2 separate regions of the Homo sapiens genome follow, and region 2 is linked to region 1. A link is a contact called in ENCODE Hi-C or POLR2A ChIA-PET data. All regions are on one chromosome and are shown on one strand. Each heading gives the region's core, a stretch centred on a gene start or an enhancer-like site at or near the end of the contact. The rest is flanking DNA. Distances are from core to core; before and after follow the strand shown.

Region 1 (6,159 bases), core at 2,330-4,829:
TCCACAAGTTAAAGATTCAACCACCTTCACTAGATCAGGGTCATCGCTTAGGACTTCCAAGCCTGAAAAATATTGAATCTTTTAATTTCTACTTAATTAGAAAAATCATTTCAAGATGAATAGATGGATTGTGTCTGTTTTGACCATTATTAAAATTATAAGCCTACTGCAAAATTATTAAATTTTATATGAAAGCTTTGTTTTACAATCTTTATCTTACCTCTTAGGTTTTAAAAAAATATAATGTAAACGCCCTTTTGAATGATACACTAAGGCAGGCAATCTTAAAACAAGCAGAGAAACGGATAATCAATCAGAATTTCTACCTTGGGAGAAACAGTCTTCACTTTATACATGAACACATATTTAAAACCAAAAAACTAACACATATGAGAAGCCATCAATTATGTCTTCCAGTCATATGTTTGTAATGCACTTCCTACATATATACAATTATTTTTCTTATAAAATGAACACACATTTATTGGAAATTGAGACAACCACTATTGTTTCTTTTTTATTGACCCTTAGGATACCAAAGAACCTTCTGATTTATCAAAGACAGATTAAGTAGTGTTTAACACAGGTATTAGATGAATTTTGTTGTAGTCCAACTACTCTTTAAATTCTTAGAAAATTATAGTTCCACATAACATATATGACAATTCTAAGTTAATGTATTAAATGAATTAAAACTAGCTCATATTCCCCCAATGGTACTATAATGCCTATTTCCATATTTTTCTACTTTAAATCCACAAGCTAAAATTCAGACTCCTCCGAGTTTTTTCTTCTTCTTGTTCTGTTCTCCAGACATATAACTTTGAACTTTTCTCAAACATTTAATTTCAACACCCTAAATCCTGTCCTATGCCCTTGATACGTTCTTTCCAACACCAACTTCTAAAAGTTGTTAACAAGTTTTTAAAATTTCTTCAGGTTAATCTCACAGATAAGAGTCAAACCCAGCTCCTGTGACATAAGAATTCATCCCACTGGGAAGGAGGCATTTCTTCAGAGTACTAATTTTCATGAAATAATTATGATCATTTTCTGCATTTGGCTCAAGTCCCCCCCGGCATGGTGCATATTTCAATGCCTTTCCTTATCACGGACATGACCAATGTGTCATCTGTCCTTTAAGTTTATCCCTACATGGCACTCTCATACAGGTGGATTCCTCTGTTTCCTTTAGGAGGAAGGAAAAGAACAATGATACATCTACTATGCCAAAAACTGCATGTGACCTGTGATCAAACCCATGCTTGGGCACATGAAGGTGTGTCAGTCACACCCTCACAGCATCACCACAGTACATCTCAGTGGGAAAGGGGCTGAGAGTCACCTCACAACATGCTGAACAACATATTGAAACTCATCAAATGTCATGAAACAGGGCCTCTATCAATTGTTACTAGGGCAGTTAGAACAAGAAAAATCCCTTTAAGATGGCTGAAATTTTTATAAGAAATTATAATACGTTTTTATATATAACACAAAATATAAAAACATAACATTTTTATAATGGTATCTTATAAAGAATACATTCGACATGAATTTAAACCTTTCAAGAAGTAACACATTATAACATGAGATACTTAGTCCATTTTAGGATTCAACTATCCAAATGTACAGTGGTAATAGCCTATTGAAATGGAGAGAGTTTTTTAAAAAGTTCCTCTTACCTGCAAGCTTACATTTTGTAGCTTGAAATGAGAGTGAACAAAACTTCGGGTTTAATTTGTATGCTTTGCTTTTTTCAACATTTTCACTAAAACCATAGTCAACATAGCATACCTAATGATTAAAAACACAGAATGTTTAGTTCTTTATCCTCTCTTTAAAAAATTCATTTGATACACTTAATTGGCTCAATCTTATTCCATGATCAGCAAGCTGAGTGGCAGAGTGGCACCTGGAAAAAGCTGGGGAGGTGCCCCTGACTTACCACAGAAGAGAAAGGCTGGAGCTGAGACCAAGGAAACCAGGGGTCCTAGTTCCAGGTCCCAGTCTTCTACCTCACCCTACCCCTTCAATGGGAAGAACAAGACTGCTCAGCCCTGCCACCTTGCTGTCGCCAGTCTTTCAGCAGCCTATCTACCTGGTTCTGCCAACTCTGCTCCCCTCCCCTTTGGTGCTTTCATTAATATCATAATGCCTATATCAGCTTATTCTTTTTTGAGTTACACATTTCCACCCGTTCCCTGGACAGCAGTATTTGTTTCTATGGCAGGCATCATCCTTGTGGTATTTATCAGATTCTAAATCCCCAAAGCAGCATTTGTGATGGCTATTCTCAGCTACTGTGCTTCCAGGGACCGAGATGCTTCATCAATGACAACAATGGTATCACTGCTGAACAACATGGAATTCTAAACTAAAAAACAGGCGTACCTATTTTTTTCAAGGGTGTGAAGCTGGGTTAGGTCTTCTTTCAGCTCAGCAAAAGGCCCTAAGTCTGCTGAACAGAGGTCTGTGTTTGCAGAAACCTGAACAACTTTTCCTCACCATTAGCACAGACTGTTAAGAGCCTGGATATTATTTTTAAGAATATTTATAGAATCTTCAGTTTAAAAGGATTATATAAACACAAAGCCTTTTTTTGAGAAAAATAAAAATCTAGAAACATTAAGCTATGGTTTAGAATAACTAAGAATCTAAGGGAAATGTTGAAAACCTAATATGCATCTCTAATTAAAGGAGATGATGGTTATTGAAAGAAACAAAGCAAACAAAACAACAAACACCAGGGCAAAGTCTTGGCCTTAATACCAAGTAACATGAGGTAGGTTCCTTTCACTGCCTCCCTGAAAATAAAGTCCACAGGCCAGCTTCTTAGTACCTAGATTATGGTACTAAACACACGAAACAAAAACCCTTCCCAGCAGAGAATCTAAGGGAAAAAAGCAGAAGACACCACTAACTCCTTTCCTTGGCCATGTGATAAGCGGGCCTGTGGGGCCTGTCTACCTTGTATCAGAAAGACCATCTCTTAGAATCCACATCTGACTCAACACTGACTTAGGCCTAGATCGCTGGTAGGGCTGCATGTCAGGCAGCTGGCCATTTAAGTGCACAAGTCTATTTCTCCAATCCTAAATTAGCACCTGCTTTTGCTTCTCATAGGCCTCAGGAGTCAGGCAGCTTTCATTTCCTTTAATAGCTATCACCACCTACAACTTAGATTCTGTTCTTCCCAGGCCCAAAATGGAGGTAACGTGGTCTGACAATAGGACATAGCATGTGAAATCATGACTCCTGGGAAATTCAGAATGTATTCTTAGCACAAGAACAGATTAAAGAATAACTGCTCCAAAGCCTCAAAAGAAAGTGTTTCTGAACTGTTTGTAGCTTCTTTTCTTGTTTTTAATCATACATGTTTGTATGGCAACTGCAGTTTATAAAACACTTGTCCATGCATTGGCCAGTGTGACTCTCACCACACTCTGCTCTGTGTCCTTTGCTCTGTGAGGGCTCAGTAGTCTCTCTCTCTCTAATGTCCTGGGATCAGGGCCAGTAGTCACATAATCTGGCATAAGGCCCCAGTCCATTCCTGGTTCTCTGGCACCATCAAGTGGCCAAAGGTCTCCCAGCACTACCTATCACCCAGCAGACTCCCCTGGGATGTGGGCCTGGGTCAGGCCAAACTGGCACCAGCCTCAGCGGGTGACCACATCTCCTGTTTCTCCTACTCACCAAGGATCTGACAGGGAAAGCAAGGAAGGAATCAGTACTTACCACCAGACAAAGTTCAATTCAAGCGAAGCAAGACTGGTGCTAAGTAGCTGGGGTTTCTCCAAATAAAGGGAGAAATCATCTCTGTCAGCTTCAAGGGGATGTGGGGAACAAGTTCAGGCCCGGATTGCTACAATCACCGCTGTCCCAAGAGCTTGCTACTGCACAAAATACCGAGCTACCTTTTTTATTCTTCACATCCAGCCCATAATTCTCAGCAGCAATGACGAGGCTGGTCACTCCCTTCTTTATGAGACGCTTTCTTTTTCTGGCTTCTGTGACACCACTCTCTTGGTTTTTCTTCTTTGGCCATCTTTACAGGCTTTTCTGCTCCCCTTATGCCTCCATGTAAATACTGAAGGGTTTCAGGACCTGGGCCCAGGCCCCTCCTCCTCTCTACGTGTATTCTCTCTCTAGGGGATCTCATCTTGTCCTGTGATTTCACATAGCACCTATATGCTGATGCCTCCCAACCTGACACATCTCCAGTCCTAACTGCTCCCTGAGCTCCAAATTCATCCATGTGACATCTGATAGCTATTCTCAAACCTAGCAGGTCCTATGAAATTCTCAATTGTTCTCCACAATGGTTTTTCTCTCTGACTTCCCAATTTCAACAAATGGCACCAATATCTAGTCAATTGCTCAAGCCCCAAACCCAGTAGCTTATCTTGAATCTTCTCTTTTGCTTACCATCCACTTCCAACAGGTCAGTGTCCTGTCAGTTCTACCTCCAAATATATCCTGAATCTCTTCCACTACCTCCATCTTCACTAATCCAGGTTACAAGGTAGCTGGCTATTACAACAGCCACCTAACCAGTATTACTTTCCTTCTGTGCCCTACTATAATACAATCCATTCCCCCACAACAGTCCCAGAATGATTTCTGAAGCATCTAAATGAGATCACATCACTCTGCCTATCTCTTGCTTCAGAGTTATTTTCTATCATAGTTATTTCCTTTATTGGTTATTTCCTTCATTGTACTAAAATTGTTTTGTGTGTTTACTGTATGCTTGTCATCTCTCTCTTCTCACTAGAATGTAAGCTTCTTGAGAAGAAGGACTTGTATGTTTTGTTCTTGGCTCCAGTAAAAAGTGAAAAAGTGTATCAGGTATATACAACACGATGGGAGTGTTTGAATTTACAGATAAGCAATCAGGGAAGTTAAATAACTTTCCTAAGGCCACACAGCTAGAAATGGCAAAGCTGAGACTCAGTTCTATCTGACACGAGAGCCTGAATTCCCAAAGTAGAAGGAGGGAGGGAGGAAAGAAAGTGACTGCCCTATAGACTTCAGACTGGGAGATATCCTTGTGGAATAGCTGCATTATTTATTGTAAATATTGTTACACTGTTAATGTGTCATTAGGATTTACGTATGATTCTTCTCTTCATAAGAAATCTCTGTGCCTCAAAATAGCTTAGCTTTTGTTGAACTTCCTAAGGGCCGGGGGAGTGAAATGGCCAGGAAACAGAAGTTTATCTAGGAACGTTTAGGGATAGTTATCTCCTATCAACTAGAGACCCAGAGGAATGGAGGGACTTGACCAAAGGCACACACCCAAATACAGGCAGACTCAGGACTAGTGCCCAAGCCCTGTGTTCTCCTTTGGTCCAGTGACCATTGTGGTCCTTAGCTTCTTCCAGGTTTCAAACTTTATCCAAGTATAATTTACACTGAATAAAAGATACCTGTTTACAATACAGTTTGATGGGCTTTGATCAATGTATACATCCATATAATCATCACCATAATCAACATATAGACCATTTACACCACCCCAAAAAGTCTCCTTTTGCCCTTTGCAATTAGCCCCCCTCCACCTCCTGTCCCAGGCAACCACTGATCTGATTTCTATCACTGCAGATGAATTTTACCTGCTCTTAGACATCATTTACATGAAATTATACATTACTCTCTTGTGCCTGGCTTCTTTTGCTCAGCACAAAATCTGTGAGGTTTGTCCATGAAACTATTTATATCAGTAGTTAATTCCTTTGTATTGTTAACAGTGTTCTACTACATGAATAAACTATAATTTGTTTTTATGATCCACCTGTTGGTGAACATTTGGGCTGTGTCCAGTTTGGGGCTATTAATAATAATACTGCAACACACATGTATGTACAAGACACCTTGTGGGCCTTAGGGGTCATATGGTTAAGTGTTCGTAAGAAACTGGCAAACTATTTTCCAATTTTCAGATTTTTAAAGTCAGTCAAATTACTTAAAATTTGTGCCTCTGTAGATTCAGCTGGGGAGTTTCCTAAATGCCTCTGCAAATGGGAAAGGGTGGCTGGGTGGTTGGGTGAGCTTACTTCTGGAGAGGGTCAGGGCCTCTCCTATTGAGCAACCTGCTAAGAAACAGCAGTATCCCTTTCTGACCTCCTAACTCCCACTTGTAGCTAGGGTTCAGTG
Region 2 (6,159 bases), core at 1,829-4,328, 83 kb after region 1:
CGAGGAATCCCATAGGCCAGGTAGTCAAAAAGGCTGCCCAGCCATGGGTCCAAATGGCTAGAGTAGAGGACAGGTATGTGCACTCTGCAACTGCCCTCTCTGGCACCATAGCAGGCACTGCTGATCAGTCACAGATTCCGGCCCTGATGCCTCATTTGCAATGACACATATCCCAGATGGTTTATGAGGAGTATATGGGGACTAATGGATCCCCGGTGGCTACTTCCTGAGAGGATTTCACAAGCATCCACACAAAAGAGGAAGCAAAGTGGCCTCACCCATCACCCTGGGCACCCCTAGCCTGTCAATTAGAGATAGCACCTCGGAGTCCCCCTTCCTGAGTGGAGGAAGAAAGTGTTCTGTGCAGGGGAACTTCCTGGGGGTTTCCCTGGGGAGGTGGAGCCTTTGCATGGCCTCAGCCCAGCCTTTGGGGCAGAGAATCCTGTGGCTGAGGCAGGCAGGAGCCACTCATTTGGGCCTCCTGGGACTACCCTGTCTTCTCCCACCACGGCTGGGCCTGGCTGGGGGCCTGGACACACATCGAGAGCCCAGAGGATGGGACCCTGGTCAGCAGTGGTGCTGAGGGGCATGGTGAAGGCAGCTGGGATGGGGCCTCCAGCTAGGAGGAGGAAGCTGGCCTCTCCTATGGGGCCCTGGGCAAGTCACTCTCCTCTTTGGCCTCTGTTTTCTCATCTGAAAAGTGGAGGGATGATGGCCCTGTGGTGCAGGACTCACATGGTGACAATGGAGAGGAATGTGGAGGGCTTTGTGCCTGGCTCTGCCCTGGGGGAGGGGTGTGATGGCAGGAACAATGCTGTGAGTGCTAGGAACCAGGTGCTCAGGAGAGCCTGTGAGGCAGGTGGAGTTCCTGCCGCACTTTCCCAGAGGAGGAAACACACAGGTTCAGGGAGGCCAAGGGAGTGAAGCTGGAATCAAAGCGCCCCAGAAGTGGTGGCAGTAGTACTAGTACCAGCTGATCTGGCCAGGTGTCCAGGGCCCCAGGGTCAGGGGGCTGGGAGAATAAAGGGGTGAAGAGGATATCCTCACTGACCTTGCCCTCGACCCTGGCAGGAGGGGACCTTCAGGGTGGCCACCCTGGAGATGGAGCCCCAGAGAGCCCAGAAGAGGCAGCAGCTGCAGGTGGGGTGGGAGAAACTCCTGGGAGTCAGAGGGCAGGACTCCTCCCTCCCAGCGTAGGCCTCACATCAAGAGAGGAGGGGGCCTTGCTTCTCCAGCAGTGCCTGAAATGCCTCCAACAGAAGTGGCCAGAGCAAGGGTCAGGGAGAGCTGGGCTGGCGCAGAGGGTGGAGATGGTGGGTTGGAGAGGAGCAGGGAGAACCAGGGCTGGCCCCTCACAACCTTTGTGATTGCCAAAGCCGGCTGTAGGAGTGGCTACAGCGAGTTTGCTAGACGCAGAGAGGTGTGGGGACGGGTTTTGGGTGGGGGCAAATCTTGGCTGCTCCACGTGGGAGGCCTGGGTGGGTCCGGGAGGCTGAGTGTGAGGGATTTGATTAGGTAATTAGGGAGCTGCAGCTGCCCCAGGTGGCTGCAGATTGTTTGATCTGATCAACCCGAGGGCGGTACCGGAGAGCCAGTGCTCATCAACACCCCACCCCATGGGCACAGGGTCCGACCCCTCCTTGGCCCATTCCATCTGACCTGGTGATGCTGGGCACTGCGATGAAGGATTATCCAGATGCGATTGAGGCTGGGGAGGGGCAGGGCGGGGCCAGGGTCCTGAGCTTGGGAGGAGAGAGCCCCTCACCGAGTCTTGAGCTCTCGGCAAACCTCCTCTTAGGCGGTCCTCACACTTCCCCTGTGAGCCGGGCGTCGCGCCCACCGTATTGATGAGGGGAACGGAGGCTCCACGGAGCCGCCAGACCCCGTTCCCCGTGTAGTGAAGCGGCCCAGCTGCCTCGCTGCCCAGCTGCAGGAGATTGTAGCTGCGCTGGAGTCAGACGCTCCCTCGGGCGCTGTCCATGGTGGCAGGAGAGTGAAGTTAGAGAGCACGGGAGTAGGTGAACAATCCCTTCCAGCTCGATGCCTCGGTTTCCCTGTCTGTCATCAGAGAGGGCTGGGCTCTAAAGTCCCTGAGCCTCCGCTGCCGTGACCGCCTCCTCTGGAGCCTAGTCTGACCCAGGTTCAAGTCCCATTTTGTATGCACGCCCTGCCCCCTGGTGGACCCTGTTGGTACTGCAACGTGAGAGGAATGTGGTCGGGAGGTGGTCAGGGGCCAGGGACTTTTTGATGGGCTTTGGCTGTGTGACTTCCAGGCAAATCTGATCAACTTCCAGGAAAGGAGTTAGGTAAGCAGCTGTGGCATTCACTGCGGGAGGCTGGGGGCGTGGAAGTCGGAGACTCCCCGCCTGCCAGACACTCCCTGGACCCATCCCCTACATCTTAGACTCATTGGGAGGGCTTGATACAGAGCAGAGGAGGAACCATCCCACTGGAGGGTGGGGGTAGGCGCTGGAATCAAGGACAACTTCCTGGAGGAGGGACTGTTTGAACCCAACTCTGAGAACAAGTAGGGACTGGATGGGATTGGAGTGGAGGTGGGAGCCTCTTAAAAGCAAAGACCTAGAGAGGCCAAGACCCTTAGCCCCACTCCACACCCCCACCAGGGCTCCTCCAGCACCCCCCACCGGGCCCTGTCACCCTGCTGTTCTTCCCTCTGGCACCAGGAATGCACAGTAATTAGGGAGCTGCAGCTGCCTCAGGTGGCTGCAGATAATTTCCACCTGAGGACTTTGGAACCTGGTTCCAGACCATGGAGCAGCTCAGTGAGGATGAGAGATCAGGCTGGGGAAGGACTTGGGTGAGGGCAGGGGTCGACTCTCTCTGGTGGCCAGTAGCAGGAAGCCTGAAGCTATGGCTCCTGGTCAGAGTCATCCTCTAGTATGTGGTGACAGCTGGGCCATCCAGACTGCAGGTGCTGGGCAGGCATTGGGAGGGAGAGCTGAGGTGTGGCTCCAGGTAGTCTCAGGGCTGCCACCCTGTCCTGTAGCTATAAGCAGTCCTGCCAGTCAGAACCACCACCTGAGTCAGCCAGCAACGGCCTCAATGCCAAGGAGAAAAGGCCACAGTCAAGCTCAGGTGCCTGTGAGTGACCTGGTGTACTGGGCGGACTGTCCCAGGGCTCAGTGCAGCTTTGGGCTAAGTGTGGGTTTGGAGTGTCGGACAGCTGGCACTGGGCTCCCGGCTCCATCACTGAACAGCCCTGTGGCTGGGGCAGGGCACCTCACCTCTCAGGGCCTCGCTTTCCTCCTCTATGAAATGGGCTGATGCTAAATGATCACTCTCGGGACCGGGACACCAAGCACGCAGCACAGTGCCCGGAGCACAGAGTGAGAGTGGGTGGCAGGGTAGTCTGAGACCCTGGGGTAGTCCCCTCCAGGTCATCCTGCCCTCCCATCCAGCCACCAGGCCCCCAGAGCAGAGCCCTGGACCAGTGGCTGGACAGACACGAGGCACGCTCAACTGTGACCCCTACGTACGCAGCAGGGCACAGCTGGGCCCCCCAGGGACCCTGGGCCGGCTCCTCCAGCCCAGATGAGAAGGACAGCAAGGTGAGTCTTTTTCTGGGATCCCTTGAAGCCCAGGAGAACATGAGACACTCCTGTCCCCGCTCCCTAAGAGCTCTCCCCCAGCCCTGGCTGCTTTGAAGAGGGGCAAAATTTATTTACTATAAAAATGGATACAATAGAGATGAATACTGTATTAAAATCCTGTTTCTGTTACAGCCTAGGAGCTGTGGTTTTGTTCTTTCACTTCCTGTGTTAATTGGAGATACAGGCTCTCATATCCCTCCTAGAGATGAGGCATCTTGCAGGGGTGCCTGTGTGTTGACTGCAGGAGAAGGGAGATGGGAGAAAAGTAGGACTTCCTCAGGGCCCATGTTCACTTCTGTATCGTCAGCTTGGGCAAGAAGCAGAGACAGCCCCTCAGAACTCCCAGGTTAGCAGCTGAAGGGGCTTTCACACGGCATAGCAGCACCCTTGGGAATCTGGGTGTCTTTAAAAATACCCTTCCAGGGACCATTTCCTGACCCAAGACAGTGGCTACCTTTCTACTGCTTTGGAGGAAGAGGGAACATGTTGATTTGCTTACTGAGGTTTCCTTTGATCAACTATTAGGGACTTGTAGTTTTCTTGTTCAAACACTGGAATTGCATCAGTACTAAGTGTGTATGTGTGTATGTGTTGGGGCGGGGGGAGTGTAAAAAGATCCAAATGTGTAATGTGGAAAGGATAAGGCCAAAGGAGGATTATTTGCAAATGGACTTAGGGCAGGCTGGACATTGCATCTTCAGTTCACTTCCAGGAGAGCCGTGAGTGACCCTTGACCTTAGATTTGACTCCTCCTGGGATTCTGTCTTTGACCTTAGCACTTCTTTTCTTGCTGGTTTCTTATCCAGGGGGAAAGATTTTGCAATGCAATTTTTAAGGCTGCAGCTGGGCCTCATTGCATAAACATTGCTACTACCTAAGATCTAGGATTTCCAGCATCCCTGCAATTCCTGGTATAATTCCTTTCAAGGCGGAAATTCCCTAGAAGACTCCCAGCCTCTCTGTCAGGCACATCCTGGCCATTCCTTCCTGGCTGGAGCCTGATGAACCACAGGTGAGCTCTGGTTTGCCAGGATAAGGGTACTTATTCCTTGTCAACGACAGACCCCACACTCCCATACTGGCCAAGGTGAAGTCTGGGGTCCTGTGTTCCTGAGGTCCAAGGTCTTGGGGGTCCCCTGTTTACACACTCAGTTGTGTTGTTACTGACTTGTCCTAAGGGCAAGCTGGCCCGAGTCCTTAGAGCTTACAGCCCCCTGGATGGCTTTATCCTCTGTCCAGTCTTGTACTGTGGTTATTTCATGGGGCAAAGTGGGCAGGAGTGGGGGGGACTGTGAACTTTTCCCGTGGGGAGAGTTGAAGGTGAGGCATTAGGGGGGCAGTGAGTGGGAGGCATGGGAGGGCCCAGCAATTAGGCAAGAAAATAAAATGAAAGGCATTCAATATGTAAGATATAGGGAAAAAGTGGTTTTTCCCTCTACTCACACACCACTCAATACAATACGTCTGATAACGGATGTGTGAAGGTCATTTCCCCATACATCAAGCAATTCTGCAGTGTATTAGGCAGTGAATTAGGCATCCTCTAATTCAATTCCATTCTGATACTATCTACCTGGAGACAGGCTGAGTGCCCAGTCCCACAAGACTGCCCTCCACTTCAGATGCCCGTAGCAAGTAGTAGGCTGTCACCTGGTTAATACATTCTTTAGAAACTGGCTGTAAATCAGGGTTCCTGTAACTTCCTTCTTGGGCTTGATTAATTTGCTAGAGCAGCTCACAGAACTCAGGTAAACACTTTACTTACATTTAGTTGTTTGTTTATTTACTTATTGAGACGGAGTCTCATTCTGTCGCCAGGCTGGAGTGCAGTGGCGCTCTCAGCTCACTGCAACCTCTGCCTCCCGGGTTCAAGTGATTCTCCTGCCTCAGCCTCCTGAGTATCTGGGACTACAGATGCATGCCACCGTGCCCAGCTAATTTTTGCATTTTTAGTACAGATGGGGTTTCACCATGTTGGCCAGGATGGTCTCGATTTCTTGACCTTGTGATCCGCCCGCCTCAGCCTCCCAAAGGGCTGGGATTACAGATGTGAGCCACTGCACCTGGCCTACTTGTTTATTAATAAAGGATGCAGATAAACAGCCAGATGGAGGCAATACATAGGGCAGGGAATGGAAGAAGGGGCACGGAGCTTCCATGACCTTTCTGGGCGTGCCTCCCTCCAGGAATCTCCATGTGGCCAGCTATCTGGAAGCTCCCAGAATCCTGTCCTTTTGGGGTTTTATGCCTCCAAACTGATGATCCACAGGCATGCAGGGATACAGCCATACCAACTAAAATACTGAAATGCTTCCAATCAGGGTGGTAAACAGGCACTGCCCTGCACTCACCCCAAGTGCTTCCCCTCTGCTTCTCTGACTCTGTTCATTCCCCTCCCTGTTGTTTAGATTGGTCATTTCTGTTGTTCTTTTTGTTCATAGATTCTTTCTCCTCACTTTTGAAACCTGTTGAGCCTACACATTGAGTTTTTAAATTTTGGTTATTATATTTTTCAGTTGAAGCTTCCACTTGGATTTCTTTCTTCTAT

The links. A loop is a pair of places that touch in the nucleus more often than their neighbours do. ChIA-PET counts read pairs that join two places held with the same protein, here RNA polymerase II (POLR2A). Pooled maps may share reads with other maps.
Region 2: a loop to region 1 is called in a pooled map, with 4 times the contacts of the local background. The contact joins two enhancer-like sites. A Hi-C loop is called at or near these places in 1 of 168 maps with a recorded cell type or tissue (psoas muscle) and 4 of 50 pooled maps. POLR2A ChIA-PET finds 5 or more read pairs at or near these places in 2 of 52 experiments (BJ and HCT116).

The regions. Positions count from the first base shown.
Region 1 is chr9:97,466,196-97,472,354 of GRCh38, reverse strand. It overlaps TDRD7 (tudor domain containing 7), which reads right to left. Exons shown (of 17, transcript NM_014290.3): 9 at 1,686-1,797; 10 at 1-62. Among named protein-coding and RNA genes, the nearest start is that of TMOD1, 32 kb to the left of the region's middle. RefSeq lists an enhancer at 3,671-3,730. Within about 2 kb of position 3,579, at least 9 of the 41 ENCODE cell types and tissues checked have a DNase peak (open chromatin) inside an H3K27ac peak, as active enhancers do.
Region 2 is chr9:97,383,155-97,389,313 of GRCh38, reverse strand. No RefSeq gene overlaps it. Among named protein-coding and RNA genes, the nearest start is that of MIR1302-8, 23 kb to the right of the region's middle. RefSeq lists enhancers at 311-460, 491-690, 741-1,305, 2,556-3,061, 3,062-3,568. Within about 2 kb of position 3,078, at least 2 of the 41 ENCODE cell types and tissues checked have a DNase peak (open chromatin) inside an H3K27ac peak, as active enhancers do.